Regions from separate parts of the Homo sapiens genome. Here regions 2 and 3 are each linked to region 1. The links are chromatin loops, found by intact Hi-C in ENCODE. Cell type or tissue: IMR-90. All regions are shown on one strand. Region 1 overlaps SHROOM3 (shroom family member 3). Region 2 overlaps SHROOM3 (shroom family member 3). Region 3 overlaps SEPTIN11 (septin 11).

The links. A loop is a pair of places that touch in the nucleus more often than their neighbours do. Peaks named below come from ENCODE experiments on the same cell type or tissue, not always from the same donor. Only the 100,000 strongest peaks of a DNase experiment are listed, where the experiment ranks them.
Region 2: it touches region 1 in a loop (2.4-fold over the local background); 8 of 110 quality-filtered maps call a loop at or near these places.
Region 3: a loop joins it to region 1, with 2.6 times the contacts of the local background. A loop is called at or near these places in 10 of 110 quality-filtered maps.

The regions. Positions count from the first base shown.
Region 1 is chr4:76,750,529-76,755,528 of GRCh38, forward strand. SHROOM3 (shroom family member 3) reads left to right here. Exons shown (of 11, transcript NM_020859.4): 7 at 3,783-4,664. The region is part of intron 1 of SHROOM3-AS1 (SHROOM3 antisense RNA 1); the gene reads right to left. Among named protein-coding and RNA genes, the nearest start is that of SHROOM3-AS1, 49 kb to the right of the region's middle. RefSeq lists a silencer at 3,388-3,682. In IMR-90, no CTCF peak of the experiment used is centred here; DNase peaks (open chromatin) are centred at 2,863 and 3,523; H3K27ac peaks cover 3,916 bases.
Region 2 is chr4:76,608,832-76,613,831 of GRCh38, forward strand. All of the region lies in intron 2 of SHROOM3 (shroom family member 3), which reads left to right. Among named protein-coding and RNA genes, the nearest start is that of MIR548AH, 36 kb to the left of the region's middle. In IMR-90, a CTCF peak has its summit at 2,429; DNase peaks (open chromatin) are centred at 2,460 and 3,050; H3K4me3 peaks cover 350 bases; H3K27ac peaks cover 1,640 bases.
Region 3 is chr4:77,033,864-77,038,863 of GRCh38, forward strand. It overlaps SEPTIN11 (septin 11), which reads left to right. Exons shown (of 10, transcript NM_018243.4): 10 at 634-4,752. The coding sequence ends at 649. Among named protein-coding and RNA genes, the nearest start is that of CCNI, 40 kb to the right of the region's middle. In IMR-90, no CTCF peak of the experiment used is centred here; a DNase peak (open chromatin) is centred at 2,538; H3K27ac peaks cover 2,395 bases.

The DNA of each region.
Region 1 (5,000 bases):
GGAAGGTGAGGATTGAAAAAACTACCTATCAGGTACTATGCTTACCTGGGTGACAAAATTATCTTTACATCAAACCCCAGCGTCATGCAATTTACCCATGTAACAAACCTGTACATGTACTCCTTGAACCTAAAATAAAACTTGGAAAGGAAAAAAATAATTGAAGGTGACAGGTGAGGGGGGCTGTTGGTTGGCTCAGTGGCAATATCGACAATCTGAGAAACACAGGTGGCAATTTTGTGGGGAGGGGGAAATCTTCCTCAACAAAATTAGTTCTGTGTTTAAAAAAAAAAAAAAACTTTCTGAGCTGTAAAAATGCCAAAAGAATAAATATGACAAGCATCGCATACCACTGAATAACTGAAATGCTTGTCCTGTTCTTCAGCAATTGACATTAGCATAGGTGCAGCTGCATGCCTAGTGCTTGCTGAAAAGGATATTGATAATTTCAGGACATGTAATTCTCAGCTGTCCTGGGGAAAAGCATAGGCATGGAAAGTGCAGCCGACAGGAAAACATGGGAGGGACTTGATCACAGATCCTGTGCTATGAATTTTGAGTACTAAAAATTCTGCTTGCAGTATATTTTTCTGACCATCACAACCAAGAAGACACAAAAAAGTATAACACTCTTTTTTTTCTAAAGGCTTGCATGGTCTTTTATCATAGTCACTCTGTTAATCATAGTACGAAGACAAGAGTCACATCAACTGGACAATATTGAAATGTCAAAATAATTTGGAAGGTGGAATTTGGAGGAATGTGCCCTCTGTTCTCCATGAATGCCTATTAGGATCAGTCAGTTTTCCTCCATGCTGACATAATTCTCCCTGAATACATGAAATTCAGACTTTACATTAGTGCTTTTTAAAAAACATAAAATGTTCTAATTTATAGAAAAGTAGAGATTTTGCACTGTTCAAGTTTTATGAGAGTTTGATGCCTTCATGGGTCACAAAGAGACAATAGTTGTCATTATTATATACTTCTTTCCTGTTTTCAAACATTCTCCACTCTTTTTATCTCCATTTTAAAGAAAAACACTAGAGGATACCAATCCAACTAAATTCAGACATTCACTTGTTAATTTCAAACATAAAAATTTACTTGTCTATATAAAAATGGGCAAAAGACTTAGACATTTATCCAAAGATGGCAGACACATGGCCAACAAGCATTGAAAAGATGCTCAACACCACTAATCATCAGAGAACTCAAAACCACAATGAGATGTTTACCTCACACACATTAGAATGGCTGCAATTAAAAAAACGAAAAACAACCAGTGTTGGTGAGGATATGGGGAAATTAGAAACCTTGCACACTGTTAGTGGGAATGTAAAATGGTGCAGCCGTATGAAAAACAGCATGGAGATCTCAGAACATTAAAAATAGAACTACCATATGATCTGGCAATGCCACTTCAGAGTATGTGTCCAAAAAAATTGAAAGCAGGGTCTCCAAGACCCATGTTCACACCCATGTTCATAGCAGCTGTATTTACTATTCACAATAGCCAAGAGGTGGAAACAACCCAAATGTCTACTCATGACAGATGATTGGATAAACAAAATGTGGTATAGCCATACAATGGAATATTACTCAGCCTTAAAAAGGAAATTCTGCCACATGCTTCAACATGACATTACGTGAAGTGAAATATAAGCCAGTCACAAAAAGACATACTGTATAATTTCACTTGTATGAAGTACTTAAAGTAGTCAAATTCACACAAAACACAAAATAGTGATTTCCAGGGGTTAGTAGGAGGGGGAAATGGGGAGTTATTATTTAGTGGGTACATAGTTTTAGGTTTGCAAGTTGTGAAAGTTCTGGAGATCTGTTTCACAACAGTGTGAACATATTAACACTACTGAACTTAAAAATGGTTAAGATGAAATTTTATGTTGTTTTTTCTAACCACAATTTTTTAAAAATGCTTTTTCTTTTTTTTTTTAAAGCAAAACAAAACAAAGGTGAGACTAATTGCTCTCAAAATCCATTCTTGAATAGTAGGATTCCTGGATACATATCAGCAGACTCTGGGTGACCCTCTCACACTCTATTATAAAAGGGACTTGAACAAAGTCTTTTTTTATCCCAAACTTCATTCCTAAAAACACAAAATAATCACCACGGAGAAGCATTCTCAACCAAGCTAAGCATTTACCACTGATATTATCTTCAAAAAGAAAATGCCACTTTAGTATAGTTTGTGTAAACTAAGGTCACACAAACTAAAAACATCATATAAAAGTCTATTGGGCTGGATCTTTAAAGGATAAGTGCTATATTATTGTATGTTTTAGTGATGTCTTCCCCTTTAGAAAAGCCTCAAGATATAATAAATAAAATAAAGGCATCTGAATTAGTCGTTAAAACATCAGATTTCAACTGACTCCACATCCTGTTAAAGGATGCTGGGTTTAAAAACAGTTTGTATGCTACAGTCTGGAGAGCAGCTGGGCAAAGGAGACGTCACTGTTCAACAGACATTTGCTGAGGGGGTACTTGGTGGCAGGTACTGGGGATGCCAGGATGGATGAGACAGAAGTGAAGAGCATCCCCAGCGGGAAGCCACCAGGAAGTGCAGAGTGGCTACACTTCTCTATGGAGAGGTTCCTGGTAAAGAAACCATGTCTGAATGAAAGGGACTGGTCATGGGAAGGGAGGGGTTGCATCAGAGAGAGAGGTGGGCCCTTTATTCCATCATCTGCATCTATGTATAATAAAGGAAAAATAAAGGCATGAGAAGAGCTAATTTGGTTCTTTGCCATCTTCTTCCACCACATGCTGCATTCTGTTTGCCTGGCACTTGGATGATCTTGTGGCAAGCCCTGTGTTATTGCTCTGATGTGGGACTGAGTCACCACTCCCTCAGAGGAGTCAGATCTGTGAGATGAAATGTGCCATCTGCACTCCAGATCCACTCACATAGCCAGTCAGGGAACTGCAGACAGGGAATGTACAAATCACGGTGGGTTTGCTGGAGAGCTTTTTATCCTCACATTAACTCTTGCATAGCAGGTAGTGCCACAGACTCTTTTTTCTGTTTTGTTTTGTGGATTTTTCTCCTTTAGAACACAATAACAAAAGTTTTGCGAATTGTTGGGTTTTTCCTCGGAGTCTAGCGTACAGTTGTTTAAATCACCATGTACTATATTTGCTTATTATTGCCAGCCTCTTTCTCCAGAGGTAACTGCTTATTAGCTCCTTAGGTGAGACTCTCCCCCTCCTTTTTATTTTTCATCAGATGAAATGAAAACACTAGGAGAGTAAGCAAAAGTTGTAAATAAAACCTTCAAATTCAGCAGCCCATGCAAATGCTTTCAAAACAGACCTCCCCCGTGGGGATCGCACTGGGAGAGAAGAAGGCAGCATTATTTTTCCCCAGAGCTGGGAGCTATTTCCTGAAGTAGTCCTAAAAGGGGCTGAAGAAATGTACTGTTTGTTTTTATAGCCTGAAGCCTGTCCTCAAAAGCTGCCTTATGTTGCATGGTGTGTACAGGATGTGGGGGCGGTGAGAGGGTTAATAAAAGAAAATGCCTTGTGAACCCAGTCATTCCATGTGACATTTTCCTGTAGGAATTTATGCCTGCCTAGTACTGGTTTAACTTGGGTCTTCCTGTGAGCAGCCAGGGAAGACAGTGTGCAGTTTCTGGGGGAAGGAAAAGAGGTCCTCCTTCCTCTTAAATGCTTTTCTCATCTATGTAAGGAGCATTGGGCTGCATGTTTGCCCCTTTCTTCAGAGCTGTAACCCTCCTGTCTGTGTGCCGTTCCAGGTCACTCAGTTGTTCAGAAAGAGGCCAAGAAGAGATGCTGCCGCTCTTCCACCATCTCACCCCTCGTTGGGGTGGTTCAGGCTGCAAAGCCATTGGTGATTCCTCCGTTCCTAGTGAATGTCCTGGAACCCTGGACCATCAGAGGCAAGCCAGTAGGACACCCTGCCCCAGGCCACCACTGGCAGGAACGCAAGGGCTGGTCACAGACACCAGGGCTGCACCCCTGACCCCAATTGGCACCCCTCTGCCTTCAGCCATTCCCTCTGGCTACTGCTCACAGGACGGTCAGACAGGGCGACAGCCTCTCCCGCCCTACACCCCTGCCATGATGCACAGAAGCAATGGTCACACCCTGACCCAGCCTCCCGGTCCAAGAGGCTGTGAGGGCGATGGCCCAGAGCATGGGGTAGAAGAGGGAACGAGGAAGAGGGTCTCGCTGCCTCAGTGGCCACCTCCTTCTCGAGCAAAGTGGGCCCACGCAGCCAGAGAGGACAGCCTTCCTGAGGAATCCTCAGCCCCTGATTTTGCAAACCTGAAGCACTATCAAAAACAGCAGAGTCTTCCAAGTTTATGCAGCACTTCTGACCCAGACACACCTCTTGGGGCCCCGAGCACTCCAGGGAGGATCTCCCTCCGAATATCTGAGTCTGTCCTGCGGGACTCCCCGCCACCTCATGAGGATTATGAAGACGAAGTGTTTGTGAGGGATCCGCACCCCAAGGCCACGTCCAGCCCCACATTTGAACCTCTTCCCCCACCCCCACCTCCTCCACCGAGTCAGGAAACCCCGGTGTATAGCATGGATGACTTCCCTCCACCTCCTCCCCACACTGTATGTGAGGCGCAGCTGGACAGTGAGGATCCCGAGGGGCCACGCCCCAGGTGAGTGAGCAGACTGGGCAGCTTTCCCCCACTAACAGGAGAGTGTCATGCCCCAGGTGGCCCAGGTCCTTCTGCTGGCCACAGAAGAACCCTGGCATGGAGATGTTTCTATACAGCTCAGCTCAGGACACTGTTGATCTGTTTGCCTCAGGAGGTAGTTGGACCAGTGTCATTGGGTACTGAGGAGTCAGGGTGGCAGAAATGAAAGCTGGGACCCAAGGGGCACATTTCACTTCTGGGGACAGGATAGGCTTAGGCGGTCCAAGTAAATCCCTCCTCCCTGGATGAGTTCTGAATCAGTTAGGAAATAAGACAAAAGAGGAGGGCATATAGAAG
Region 2 (5,000 bases), 140 kb before region 1:
GAATCCATTTCTCCCTCAGTAAAACAAGAATGATAATATGAGACTTGGGTGAGTTAATACATGTAAAGTGCTGAACACTTGCTATGGAAAGCAGTGGTTCTCAAATCTTGGGCCCTGGACCAGCAGCATTACCTGGGAACTTGTTAGAAATGCAAATCTCAGGTCCCAAATAAAACTTAGGGGTATAGGAGAAAATACTTGCAAATAATATGTCTGACAAGGTGTTAATATCCAGAATATTTTACTAAGTGAATTAGGATATACAATTAACAAGAACACTTCTCTAACCATTCAACATTTAGGAAAGCTTGTATATGTTTATAATTTCCTGATAACTGAATGGAGAAGTGCAGTTATTTCATTTCTGGAGTATACATTGAACCTTGCAAATTCAAGTAATCTTTTTCCAGGCCTCTAGTACATCATAGTCCATATAGACAATCTGTTTTGGTATGTTTGTTTGTTTGTTTGTTTTGGAGACAGGATCTTGCTCTGTCAGCCAGGCTGGAACACAGATCACAGCTCATTGTAACCTCAAACTCCTGGGCTCAAGCAATCCTCTTGCTTCAGCCTCCTGGGTAGCTAAGACTACAGATTTATGCCACCATGCCCAGCTAATTTTTGTTTTTGTTTTGGAGAGATAGGGTCTTACTATGTTGCCTAGGCTGGCCTCATGAGATTCTCCTGCCTCAGCCTCCCAAACTGTTGGGATTACAGGCGTGAGCCATTGCAACTGGCCCTCAGAATCTGTATCTGACCATGTTTCTCTTCAGGATCAGAAGTCTTTAAAAAAGAAATGTGAAAAAACAAATTACGTTGTAAACTCTTAGTTTCCTTTCAAATGACCCCAGTCTATCAGAATAGACTAGATGTTAAGAGCAGTGTTAGCAGGCAATTAAGTCTTTTGTGCCCATCCACCACTTCCTAACATTTACCTAAATAGAGAGTCTAGAATATCATGTTTACACCATTATGTATTCTGTCTGGAAGTAACAATATAAAAGATAACATTAATTTACTTTTTTTCAGTAGATGCTACTGAACTGTGAACATCTTATTAGGCTCGAGTTTAGATTTTCAAACTTGTCTCAGGAAGCTGTTGCTACCTGGTACCCATTTTGTTTTATTTTTATTTATCTTTTGGAGGACAAGGAGAGAATGACTTTGAAAAATCTCCTGGGCAAGAAAGGGGAAGACTTTTCTGCAAGGAAAATGGATTGTACTTTGTTTTCCTTCATAAAGGGTAATGAGGATATAATCTCAAAGCTACGCTTGACCATCATCTGTCAAACCAAAGCAAATAAGCCAGTGCCTGTCTTTCCTTATTGTAAAACTAAAAGAGAAGATAACCACCATGTGGCAGTTGTCTAGCCAAAAAAAATCACCCTCATTTCAGAAAATGTTTACTTTTTCACTCTCATTGAGTGATATGCCATCGAGGTATGAGTTAGATGTTGGCATTTTGTGGAAAGGTTTTCTTTGTTTAGCAAAATCACAGCTGTTCATTTCTGGTAATTTTGAATTTCCTAAAAAGTGGCCATAGCTTCAGAATTTGATTTTTAGTAACCTTTAGCAGACTGAGAGTTTTTCTGGTTTGAAGATTATATTGAAACACCAAAAAAAAGTAGAGTGGTTTGTGTTTTACTTTATGTATTAATGTGAAATTTGGAGATGAAGCCTCTTGTTGCTGAAATAACTGCATCCCCTCGTCTTCCGCTGTCCACTTTTATATATTTCCTAAATATCCACAAATCTTGATACACTCTTGTAGTGATTTGATTCTTGTTTTGTTCATATGTGTGTTTTTTCCACTAATGTACACCTTTGGGAATCCACTCCCAGCCTTTCCATGATTTCTTCTGTAATTTGGGTTTTATTTTTAAAGCTGTTGGCATCCGTGTAGAGGGATCCTGCCGTTACCCCTCTCCAGATCTTAAGGTTATCTCCCTATTCTGTTGATTGAGAGATCCAAAGTCAAAGGTGAGTCAGGGATTTCGTGTGCAGGTTCTCACTGATGAACATGTTTTCTCCAGACCCAGCTGGGGGGTTAAGATTCAGGCAATTGGTGACGAGAGGGGCTGCTTTCCTCCAAGTTCAGTAGCCCTCCCTCAAATGAGAAACTATTTCACAACAATCTCAACCCATTTGTCCTCCACTGTGGATAGGGATGGGGGAGGGGCTTGCTTGAAGAGTTCTAAGGTGATTTTTTTCCCATTAAAAAAATTGCAGTAAAGTATACATAACATTAAATTGACCATTTTAACCATTTTAAGTGTATAATTTGGTGGCATTAAGCACCTTCACATTGTTGTGCAACCATCACCACTACCAATCTTTAAGTGAGTTGAAGATGATTTTTTTAAAGTTACTTCTTGCCTCAGCTCCCAAATTCCAGTTGACTTTGTGCGCCCTCTCTCTGTGTCTCTCTCTCTCTCTCTCTTAAAGTCTGCGTTCTCATTCTGATTATTTAACTTGGAGAGTGTGAAGGATTTTTTTTTTTTAACACTGCATGATGAATTGGTCTCAGTGGAATTCAAACGATCTCGTTGTTTTGGTTATTTCTTATCGGGAATGCTGGATTTTTTTCTAAGAGCCATGGCAGGGGTGAAGGGGCACAAGGGAGCCACCTCCTTTTGAGTCAATTTAGCAAAAGTGAGAAAACGGTGGGGTGATAGGAAGTCATTCCTGGATGCTAAAGGGGCATCCTGGCTCCCTGAAGAAACTGAGACTCCCAGTTTTTACGTAGTGAACTTTCTGGCTGTAATTTAGGGCAAACTCCTTACTGTTTTTATATTTGCCCTCCATTGATAAGAACTTCTTAAGGTCACAGTGTCCTTGGGTAATGAAGCTAGGCAGAGGAAAGTTCTTTAATATTTACCTAGTGTGCACGCCATACCAGGAACTCTACAAGGAAACACACGGAACATGCCCAGCCTCTGGATCAGCCTGACTTGGGGAGACTGCCCGTCAGGCACACCCTGTGCTGGCTCCAGCTTCTGGAGTTTCTGGCGAATCATACCTGAAAGGATTATCATCTTCACCCAGTGTCCGGATCATCAGCCATGGAAGTTTGTTTGTTCAACACAGGCTGAATCAGTTCCATGTTGAATAACACACATTTTCCTTCTTGAAATATTCTTAGAACAATGTTTTCATTTTCTCCAAGGAAAAACTTGCTCAGACACAGTTCTTTCTGATCCAAACCCCCTGCTTGCCTCTGCCTCCTCTCATTGTTGTAAAACCCAAGTGTTTCTATTCCTCTACTCTAAACCCGCTCAGAGGGAATTCTGCCTTTTGATTTGGAGGTATATTTTTCCATCCACATATGGCAGTATCCAGTAATAATATTATACATCTAAAGGAAGGAGCAAAATTTTAATCTGTGTGCAGCTGCATGTATCCTGCTTCTCTCCTATGGCAGGATTTTCTAGTTAAACCTCTGGCTAGTTGGAAGATGATATTAGTTATAGAACTAGTTTGTTTAGCCAAAAAAGATATAAGTGGAAGCAGTACTCATGATATAGAAATACTTAAAACTTTGGAGAGACAATCTGAAGACCTAACTGGTGTGTTAGTCAGTAAGTTTTAACTCCCTTTAAATTGAGAATGAATCCCAGGGCCCAACATTATGAGATGCTAAGTAGCTTCTAAAGGGATTACTGTCAGACTTAAAAGTGTTTTCTTTTGGCCAGAGCTTTAGTGGTCTTCATATAAAATATCAGCTGCTATTATTATTAAACTTTCTATACTGAAAAATAATGTAGTATAATAATGATATTATTTCAGGCAAGATTTAGTTACATGTTACAAATACTTTAAAAAGTAGGCTGGGCATGGTGGCTCATACCTGTAATCCCAGCACTTTGGAACACTGAAGTAGGAGGATCCATTCAGCCCGGTAGTTTGAGAACAGCTTGGGCAACATAGCAAGACTCCATCTCAATCAATCAATCAATCAAGAAGCCGGATGTGGTGGCATGCTCCTGTAGTCCCAGCTACTTGGGAGGCAGAGGCAGAAGGATCACTTGAAGCCAGGAGTTTGAGTTTGCAGTGAGCTATATGATTGCACCACTGCACTCTAACCTGGGGGACAGAACAAGACCCTGTCTCTAAAGAAAAAATAAAAGTAGACACTATTGAATAGCCAACTAAGTTAGAGTTGAATCCATGTAATATCAGTCTATCCCAGCATCTTATGAGGTGGGTAAACACCAAGTCAGTCAACTTCTATGTTATAAAAACAAAACAAAACAGAGGCAGAAGGGAGAATTCCCAGCATAACGAGTTGGTGGGGGCATTGTAGGATAGGCAGGTGGTTCAGCGTTCCTCCTCAAATATCCCTAACTCCCACCTCACCACTAGGTCCAGTGCAGGGAACTCTTCTACAGTATTTCTGCTTACCCAGCCTCTCCTTGCATGGTTTCCCACTACTGGACAAGTCAGTTCATTTCTTATCTTCATGGCTCTAATTGTTAGAAAGTTGAAATTGTGAGTCCTCAACACTCCACCTTCAATAATTGCTGTCCATACTCATAGCCAAGACAAGCTGTTATTTTATGCTGTCAAGTTTTAGAACACATGCAGAGCTCACATAAAGCATTTACCATGGATTGTTAGTGTTTTAGCAGAGTTGAAAGGAGTCAAGTACCAACAGTACATGAGAAATATCTTATCCGTCTCATTAACACCTCCTTTGCTTTGATAAAAAGTCCTCAAGTGGTCTTGGGAACATACTACAGATGTGCAGTTCGGCATGGAAATTGGAAAACTCAGATAGGGCTTCGATGGAAGTCACCCATTCAAACCTGTCTTCAACTTCCATTCGACTCCTCTTGTTATAATGTTGATAGCAAGGAAGAGAGGGCCATACCTAGGTTCAAGTAGTGGGCATATCTGAGAAGAGGGCTGGGGGATAGCTGGTCACTCAGCTACAGCTTTTTATTGGCCATGCTGCATGCTCAACTTCACTCCTGAGGAAATGGGATCAAGAACAACACAAT
Region 3 (5,000 bases), 280 kb after region 1:
GTTGCCTAAAATTAGACACGTGGACCGTGGGTTTGGCATTACTTTGTACCTAAAAGAGGGGGAAAGCTCCTGGCATTGCTGTAGCTGTAACCATTCCAGTGATTGTCCTTTTTTTCCCCCTACCCAACTAGATTAATAGCATGTCCTCCATTCACTATGTAATTTCAATCCCTAAACTGCTTTAGACCTTTTCTTCAAGTCAATTGTACAAAGGCATTTATTGTATATTTATTCTCTGACTCCTTCAGCAGCTCAGAAGTGGAAAATGAAGCTCCTATTCAGTACTAATGGGACACCCAAACCTAATAGATAATGGTTTTGTGTTATTTGAGAAAACAAAAGCCAAACAGTAAATCCTCCCACTAGACATGCAGTGGTTTCAAGAAGTCACTTGTGAATTCTAAATTACATACAAATGGAAACTAACCATATGTCTTTAATTCAGTATTAAATTTTGCTTTGGCTTGTCATGTAGAGTAGCCTTCTCAAATTTTTGGTTTTAATTTCTGTCAATTCCATAATCATTGCATGAGCATTCACCATCACTGAATGCTGGTGCTGTCGCTCCTAATTTTCCTTTCTTTTTAATTTATTATTATTTCTAACTTTTTTGTTTTGTTTTTTAACTTGCAGTGCAAGCTTCACATAAAGCCTGGCAAGCCAAGGATGTTCCCGCATTCACCTGCTTTTGCAGTAATATCGTATCTCTGCCATGTGTGTTCTTTAGTTTTATTTTATTTTATTTTATTTTTTTACCCTTCCTCAAACACCAGTAACTATTATTAACTCGTTTTGCTGAATGTTGTTGGGTGGTAGAAAATGATAGAACAAGGGAATAACCGCGAATGCTCTGTGCAGCTGGACTCTGTTTCCGGAAAGTAAATGATTTGCTTTTTATGCCTGTTCTGAATGGCAGCACGAAGCAGGCCTGTTACTTGTATGTCGCTTTGGACAGAGGAAAGTGGGGTAAAATGCTACCTGTACGTCTGACATGAAAACTTCTCACCGCCTCAGCAGCTGAACTAAAAACCTGAATAGCCATGACAAGAGTTTGCATTTTCTTGATGATTCATCTCCATGAGTGCACAATCCCTGAACTCACTGTCTTTTCTCCACACTTGTCCTAAGCCAAGGTAGATTTGTACGTAGACAGACTGGTGAGCAAGCATTATATTTTATTTTTACCCTTGCATGACATTTTCATTTTAATCAATAACATTATTTGGCCTGAGCTTGTGGGTCTGTTCAGACTGTCTCCTCTCATGGTTTGAAACTGCATCTGAATGCCTGCCTTCAATCCTGGCCAAGTTGGAGTAGACTGGTATGAGAAAACTATGATTAGTTCACATTTACTGGTGCATCCTTGATCCTCTCACAGATAGAGGTCTTAAAGGTTGGATCATGTAACATTGCTTAGTAGAAGAATCTTCTTCTAAGGATGATGGGCTTTCTACAGCCTGCTTACCACTAACAGTAAGGAATCTTTCATAAACACACCTCAGTTTGTTCCCAGTGGGCTTAGAGGGAGGACCTGATGACTGATTCCAGGATACTTGTACTTCTAATAACATTTTTCATGAATCATGAGAAAATTTCCACAGATACTTCCCTTAGAAAATTTGCTATAAACTCTGTATCATTGGTAGCACAAATTTGAGCGAGGCCTTGTCAATTTTAAGGTGGAAATAGGAAGGACCACAACATGACCCGTAAGTCAAGAAGGTAGACATTTCATATCCAGCTTCCTTGCTTAGTCTCCTTTCAGTATTTGGCAATAAAAGAAAGAAGAAATAGAACAGCTGAAGTCTCAAATCATTGTCTGGAATTTTCCTCACCTTGGCTAGCTCCACCTGCTCTTTGTCTAAGGCCCTTGCCTCATCAGGGATTAGAACTGGCCCATATGCCAGAACCTGTACTAAATGCCTAATTTGTATGGAAGAGTGCATATTTAATCTCTTTTCTATACTGCTCCTTTCTGATGCTTATCCTTTCATCTGTGTGATTGTTTTTTCCCCTCTACTAACAAGATCCTCCCAGCTTTCTCTCTACATGTAGAAAGGATAACATTTCTCATGAACCCACTGCCCCTCTGCATTTTCCTCACTGGTTAGAGATTAAGTAAATAGGATAGAATATGCTGCGTCTCCCCTGACACACACTTTCTTTTTTGAATGAGCAAGTCTCCATTTTGATTTCAGCAAAGATTTTTTCTCCTTTTCTTTGTCCTCAACCATACTTAGAGGAAAGAAGGAATGGTCTTCCATGAACTGATTATGCTTAATTAAGCAAAGTAAGGAAATTAGTTTCATGGAAGCCTAAACAAAGCTGGAATAGAAACTACACACTAGACACAGCAGTAGTCATAGTCTTCACAGGTTTAGGAGCTACTGGACCAACATTCTTGTTTTTGCTTTTGTTTTTTTAAATAATTCTAGTCTGGAGCTAACTGTGGAGCAGCCAAATAGTAGCTGGCATGTTGATTCAAACCATGGGCTGAATTTGCTCATAGGCTGTGCATCAGACAAAAGCTTGAATATTTGTGTTGTATGCTTGTTCCAACCACCGCTTGTGTGAGCATTTTTGTGGCTTGTACAGAAAGTACACTTTTAAATTGTCTCTTGCATCACTAAAATTTTTTTAAAATGAGCATAACAACGAAAGGCATCCAGCTGACTTTTTGATTCCAAGATTATTGATTGGATTGACTTTTTTGCATTAAATTTTTCCCAGCAAAATAAATCATATGGCGAGTCAGGGAATAAAAAGTCAAAAGAAACAAATAGAAGCTTTTTTTTTTAAAAAATGTATTGCTTCTGAACTTTTTTCTGCCACTGCTCCCTAGCCCTGTTTAGTTTGTTATTGCTGCTTTTCTTTTTTCTTTCTGTATCTATGCCTTTTTTTCACAGTAGTCCTTGGCTCTGCACGGAATAAATGATACCCTCAAATCTAATTGGATGTGCTTTCGCCTTTGCATGTAAGTACGGTAGTAAGAAACCTTTGAGATCTTTCTGACTTTTCAAAATTAGAGAAAGCAAATGGGATGGATAGATTTTTTTTTTCTTTTCAAGGGGGGCAGGAAGGTAATGGTTTGAGTAGCCTTTGTTTAAAAAAAAGACTAAATATATTTAAAAGGCCACATTTATATTTTTTTCACAAGAACCACATAATAAATTCCACTTCTTGACCTGAATTTGGAAATCCGAAATTACTAATCCAGGCCAGGTGTGGTGGCTCATGCCTGTAATCCCAGCACTTTGAGAGGCCGAGGTGGGCAGATCACTTGAGGCCTGGAGTTCAAGACCACCTTGGCGAACACGGTGAAACCCCGTCTCTACAAAAAATACAAAAATTAGCCAGGCGTGGTGGCACGTGCCTGTAGTCCCAGCTACTTGGGAGGCTAAGTCAGGAGAATTGCTTGAACTTGGGAGATGGAGGTTGCAGTGAGCCAAGATTGCACCACTGCATTCCAACCTGGGTGATGAAGTGAGACTCTCCAAAAAAAAAAAAGAAATTATTAATCCCTGCCTGTGCTCTACATAGCCTCATGGGCATCATTGGATAGCTCAGAGGGCCCTTGATTCTGGCAAGGCAAATAAAGCCAGAATGAGAAATTACCATCTTCTACTAGAGAAAACCAAGAGAAAAATTTTTATGCTAGGATGCCTTTATGACCACTTAATTTTTTAATCTTAGTTTAATGGTCTCTCCCTGGTGCTAACTGCTGACAGTGGCCACCTCTTTTTTGGGGATTGAGGGGCCTACATAACTAGCTGGCCTTACCCCATATCTTTTGTTCAAACATAATACCATCTTTTTGCTTCTTCTGAACTTTAGATCTCCATAACACATGTACTGTAGAATGTGATGGAAAAGCATTGATGAGAATTTATTGGCAGTTCAGATTGTGTTTTCCCAACTTAGGCTCTTTATTAATTGGTTAAGGTTTTCTCCAAAAAGGGCATTTCAACAATGGGAATTATTTAATGTAACAGTGGGCACAGATTACTTATCTTCCTTCTCTGCTTTGTGACTCACCAGCAGTAACACACACAATCCACATCTTGTGCACCTCAAATGAACAGACTTGGTTTCCTTGCTTTCTTGACATTTCCATGACTGTTTCACATACAAACTATTGGGTGAGGTTTTTCAGCTGTTACCGACCCACGTCCTGCTGTCTCTGTGTGGTCCTACAAAAACTGTCCATTCCCACCCCTTTGCTTTGCCATTTGCAAGAGTCTGGAATTGTCAGGTCTCAGCTTCGAAAAGTCCTGGTTCCACTGACAGGACACATTCTTTAGTGGGAATTAAGACCTACAAAGTCTAGTTTGTATGTAGGTATGAAGGGAATTTTTTAAATAAATTGAAAAGCTGTGAACAGCATTAGAACTTTGTCTATTTCTTAATTTTAAAATATGCTGATATGCCTTAAACTGTAGTTGTAGATCCTTGTCATTTTGCTGTTTGAAAATAACCAATGTGTTTTCTAAAACTGTCGTGTAATCTACTTTCATTGTTAATGCAGAATTGTCATATATGTAAGCTGCATGTTAGACATTTGTCTTTTTTAAACTAAAGTAATTGTATTGATGTGAAGCATATCATTTTTTCAAATATGAAAGTGATCACTTAGCAACATGCTTGGTAATTTGGCATCTGTTAAGGTAGGAGAGTGGTGAACAGATAATCTATGCATATATCACTAGTGCCAAGACATAAAGCGGGGGAAAATATATTTTTACCCAAACATTATTTGTGTGCCCTTTTTTGTGAGTTCTTTTTAGTCACTGCTTGGTTTGCATATGTACACGTGCTTACTGGATAAAAGAAATAGGGATAAGAGTCTCATGCTTTCCTGCCTCGTGTGGTAGACTTCAAATGGCTGCCGTCTGGGTTACACCAGTTTCTCAAAGATACGTGCCATGTGGTGTCCTGTACTTCACATATCATGTTATCACCCTTTTTCCCCCATGCCTGTCCCTGTCCACCCTGCCAATTCA